2 separate regions of the Mus musculus genome follow, and region 2 is linked to region 1. The links are chromatin loops, found by intact Hi-C in ENCODE. Cell type or tissue: gastrocnemius. All regions are shown on one strand.

The links. Hi-C counts contacts between places; a loop is a spot of excess contacts. Peaks named below come from ENCODE experiments on the same cell type or tissue, not always from the same donor. Only the 100,000 strongest peaks of a DNase experiment are listed, where the experiment ranks them.
Region 2: a loop joins it to region 1, with 2.7 times the contacts of the local background. A loop is called at or near these places in 2 of 42 quality-filtered maps.

Annotation. Positions count from the first base shown.
Region 1 is chr2:127,007,292-127,009,791 of GRCm38, reverse strand. It overlaps Ap4e1 (adaptor-related protein complex AP-4, epsilon 1), which reads right to left and starts at 1,081. Exons shown (of 21, transcript NM_175550.3): 1 at 892-1,081. The coding sequence starts at 1,038. In gastrocnemius, a CTCF peak has its summit at 1,175; a DNase peak (open chromatin) is centred at 1,143; H3K4me3 peaks cover 1,663 bases; H3K27ac peaks cover 2,273 bases.
Region 2 is chr2:126,813,975-126,816,474 of GRCm38, reverse strand. It overlaps Trpm7 (transient receptor potential cation channel, subfamily M, member 7), which reads left to right. Exons shown (of 39, transcript NM_021450.2): 25 at 1,655-1,787. Among named protein-coding and RNA genes, the nearest start is that of Usp50, 32 kb to the right of the region's middle. In gastrocnemius, no CTCF peak of the experiment used is centred here; no DNase peak of the experiment used is centred here; H3K27ac peaks cover 750 bases.

The sequences.
Region 1 (2,500 bases):
CTGCCACACACCAGCTTCCAGTGAGAACACAAGCCCGTTTTAAACCTTTAAAGGCATCTTGTTTCTCTTCTCCATGCTGCAGGCATTTACACTGCACTGTAGTTACTTATTTATGTTAAGTCTAAAATGGACAGAAAATAGACAGAAAAGTGTTTTGCTATTTTCATTACTTAACATATAGTTGTGCTTGATAAATACTTGCTGAAGAAAGTATGACACAATATTATGTTTTTAAGACAAACACTCCTTGAGGCTTTGAGTCAGTACCATACAAAGTACGTGGGAACTTAATAACTTCTATAGTAACTACTAGTTTTCAAAGCGCGTCTTTGCCCAACCCGTTGGTCTAGACTAAACCTCAAGCTCTGCAAAGATTAACAGCCCTGTCAGGGGTGGGAATGAGGGTTGTCTGTCCGAGTACGTGATGCTTCCAAATAGAAAAATTAAAACTCAAGAGGGAGCCGGGCAGTGGTGGCACAAGCCTTTAATCCCAGCACTTGGAAGGCAGAGGCAGGCGGATTTCTGAGTTCGAGGCCAGCCTGGTCTACAGAGTGAGTTCCAGGACAGCCCGGGCTACACAGAGAAATCCTGTCTCGAAAAATCAAAACAAAACAAAAATCTCAACAGGGAGGAGAAACTTGGTAGGAGCCTATAGCTCAGGCTTTAGGTCATACTGGCTTTTTTCACTCGATTGACAGCTCATGTAATCCTCAAAGCACCCCATGAGAAAACACACGGAGGGTCTTCGGGCCTCCAAATCAGAAAGCCGGCCTCCTGAGGTCGGTCGGTACAGGCAACTTGAGGCGGACGCCCGGCTGCGTCCATCCAGCGGACCGATGTCTCCGGCCCCGCCGCCCCACCCCATCCCGCCCAGCCAACCCCGCCGCATACGTGCTTGGATGAGAGTGCAGTGACGCCACGGATGAGGCCGCCCAGCCTGGAGAAGAAGGGTGCTCTGGAGGCCGCAGGTCCTCCCAGCTGGTTCTGCAGGAAGAGCCCCGGCAGTGCGGTCAGCGTCCTCTCCACCATGTCGCTCATCGCTGCCTCCCTACGAGGCTACTTCGCGCTGACTCTCCCGGCCTCCGTAGTCACTTCCGGCGTTTTGAATAAGAAATCTTTATTCGCGCCGGAGCAGGACGAGCAGGATGAAGTTCCGGGAAACACCGCCTGGGGGCGCACGAGTCTAGGAGGAGAGAGGAGTTCTCTGGAGACATGAAGTTCATGATCATTCTATTAGCGGTGAAATGTGTGTGCATGATCTTGTATTTTCTCGAACTTCCCAAGGTTAATGAATTCGTGCCATTCCCCTGTCCCAGCCTCCAAGTGCTGGGATTACAAACCTGACCTACCATCTTTATAGTGTTCTTAACACCTGTAGGAGCTCTTATCTCTGAAACTTTGTCTGTGATAAGTGAAATTTTTTTCTTAAATCTTGAAGTTGTTCTTGTACCTACACCTCAACAAAAGAAAAAGTTTGCCTGACAGAATAGTTATGCAAAGATAAAGTTTAGGGCTGGTGAGATGGCTCAGTGGGTAAGAGCACTGTCTGCTCTTCCAAAGGTCCTGAGTTCAAATTCCAGCAACCACACGGTGGCTCACAACCATCCATAATGAGATCTGACGCCCTCTTCTGTTGCGTGTCTGAAGACAGCAACAGGGTACTTATTTATAATAATAAATAAATCTTTTTTTAAAAAAGTTTAATTTATTGAAAAATCTCAATATTTAAATTATTTAAAACAGATTTTCTTTAGAATTTAATATTTTATGCCTACGTAAAGTTTTGTTTACTGTGTGTGTGTGTATGTGTGTGTGTGTTTTTTTAACTTTAGGCCCTTTCACTAGTTTAAATTAGAAAACTTACTTTCCAGCCATGTAGTGGTTGTTGCCTGAAATCCCAGCCCTTGAGACTGGAAGGAGGAGCAAGAAAATTCAAGGGCATCACCGGCTCCATATCAAGTTCAAAACAAACCTGAGTTATATGAAACCCTGTCTTAACTTTCCCCATCCCCCAATTTTTTTCTTCCACCTAAAAAATATGCTGGGGAAAGCTGATACATTTCTGACTCGGGTGAAAGGAACGCGGCTACACTGCCAAAAAGTAAAGTGAAACTTTCCTTCCCCTGGCCTGGGTGATGTTCACTATCCCCCTTAGTCCGTCTTATCCAATAGAGCTTTTTCAAATTGTGCTGTGGTGCCAGTAAAACAGGGTCATTGTTTGGACCAAAGTTTAAAGGAAGAAAAATTACACATTTGAAACAGAGACATGGTAGGCTATATAAAAAGCAAAACTCTGTTGTTCCTGCTTTTCAAGCAGCACTAAAACTTCTTTTTTTTATTTATTTTTTTTTCTATTTTTTATTAGGTATTTAGCTCATTTACATTTCCAATGCTATACCAAAAGTCCCCCATATCCACCCACCCCCGCACTAAAACTTCTTACACAGCTTTCATTAGCATACTGAATTGGCTAGAAAATTATGCAACAGCTTAAAAGGCT
Region 2 (2,500 bases), 190 kb after region 1:
CAAATGTTTAACCAGATACGGAGAGAAAATAAAGGAATCTGTTTAAGTAGTTTGATACATGCCAAGGACCTTTTGGTTGATTAGCACACCTACTGCTACTTTAACATTATTCGACCAAGCCGGGTTCTTGAGTATTTTAAGTATACTAGTCCTCTTACCTGTCCCATGTAACTGTTACATTAGCCATACAGAGACATAGAGTTATGTCTGGATCAGGATCGTGCTGTCCTGCTTAACTAACTATGGGTTACTATGACTAACCCATCCTAGCTATGTGGGGTTTTATACTATAATATTTGATAGTAATATATGACCCCTTCCCACATGCACAAAGTGTGATGTTTCAACCACAGGGGAACTGTGAATGAGAATTGCAGAAAAGAAGCTGTGCCTGCAGAGGCAGGCTGACTGATTAACATGCCAGTCACTGTGCAGAGTGTGGAATGTTGTGGGTTATTTATCTTGGGCTATTCTTAGCCTGCTAAATAACCGTTCCTTGCAGCCATCCCCCACTTCCCATCCTGTGTCAGACTTAACATCCTGATTACAGATAGAACAATTTAATATGTGTTGACTTTAACACCCTAATTTTCTACCAGTCAAAATACTTAAGTCATATCTGAGCCTTATAGCTAAGATGTCTGTTATGTGTATTTGAAAAATGTCTTGATTTATGACTATCTGTTCTGGTACTATGAAATCCTCATGAATTTGCTTTTATGTTTGAACATGGAATTTGGGGTAGTTTAAATCTCTGTTTTGGGGCCATAATTCATATTTGGCTCAGAGTAAACTATTGTTCATTAAACAAAAGCAAAGTAATACGATACATACAAAAGTCCATTTAGATTTAACTTCTTTTGGAGAATGGTACTTACGGGTTATTGTTGTTGGGAAATGGTATCTAAGGGTTTTGATGTTTAAATGGTAATGTAAGCTATATCATTTTACCTGTTCTAGAAGCCATTCTTTTTTTTTTTAAGATTTATTTTTTTTAATTATATGTAAGTACACTGTAACTGTCTTCAGACACTCCAGAAGAGGGAGTCAGATCTCATTACAGATGGTTGTGAGCCACCATGTGGTTGCTGGGATTTGAACTCCGGACCTTCAGAAGAGCAGTCAGGTGCTCTTACCCACTAAGCCATCTCACCAGCCCTCTAGAAGCCATTCTTAACATTCTGTTAAAAAAAAAAAAAAAAAAAAAAAAAAAGAGTGCATCTTTATACTACTTAGGGGTAAATCACCATGTCAGTTGTACTTAAATTATCCATGGTTTTCTTTCTCTGATAAGATATGTGACAAGAGAGCTGAGAGAAATAGAAAAGGGCTATAGTAAGAAAAGTGGAATTAAAAAAATATGTAAAACTTGGTGGGCATGGTGGTACTAGTCTGTCACCCCAGCTTTGGGAGGCAGAAACAAAGAGGTGTCCATGAGTTCCAGGCTAGTTTGGTCTGCATAGTGAGCTAGGACAGCCAGGCTTTGTAGAAAGACCCTGTCTATTGGATGGATGGATGGATGGATGGATGGATAAGCTGTGTAGAGGGCCCCTGTTCAAATAGATAAATAAAAAGGCAACCGTGAAGTCTGAAAACCTGGTAGAGGTAGCCTTTTATGTTTTGTGTTCTAATTTCTTTCTGGGCTTCTCCTTAGAACTTTTCTTAACAGAAGAAGATCAAAAGAAACTCCATGATTTTGAAGAGCAGTGTGTTGAGATGTACTTTGATGAGAAAGATGACAAATTCAATTCTGGGAGTGAAGAGAGAATCCGGGTCACTTTTGAAAGGTTTGTATGCTCTTTAATTATTTTTGACTGTATGTCAGAATGAATCCTGTTAGTTGATACATGTTCGCTGTTCAGTTTATTTTAAGAAGTAAGAAGTTTCATATTTACACCTTGAGAAAACAGGTCTACTACATTTAAACCCAGTAGATACATTTTATTTTAATTTTCATAAATATATTTTTAAACTTTATTTTTATTTTACATGAATGGGTACTTTGCCTACTGGTTTGTGTGTGTGTGTGTGTGTGTGTGTGTGTGCACATGCACATACATACATCTTTCTCTTGGAGGTCAGAAGAAGGCATTGGATCCCCTGGAACTCTGGAACTGTTGTTACAGACAATTGTGAGCCACCATGAGCATGGTGTATGAAAGACCAGCAAGTGCTCTTAAGCACTCAGCCACTGTTTAACCCATTTTATTCTTAGTGGTGCTGAGGGTCAATTCCAGGCCTCACTCTTGGTTAAGAAGTGTACCTCTGAGTCTGGTACTTAGCATTAGTGCTCTTAATTTTTTGACTGTAGTTGCAAAGGAGAGAAGAGTTGGAGTTCTTAATTATTTGAGAAGAGAAAATAAAACTGTCATGACTATTTTAAAGCTTTTATTTCCTCACAATTTTTTTATTTCATAGTATAAGCATATGGTGTTTGTGTATGACACTGATGGTGGGCCTTTGTATATGCAGGTGTATATAGATTTTGTGAATAGACTCA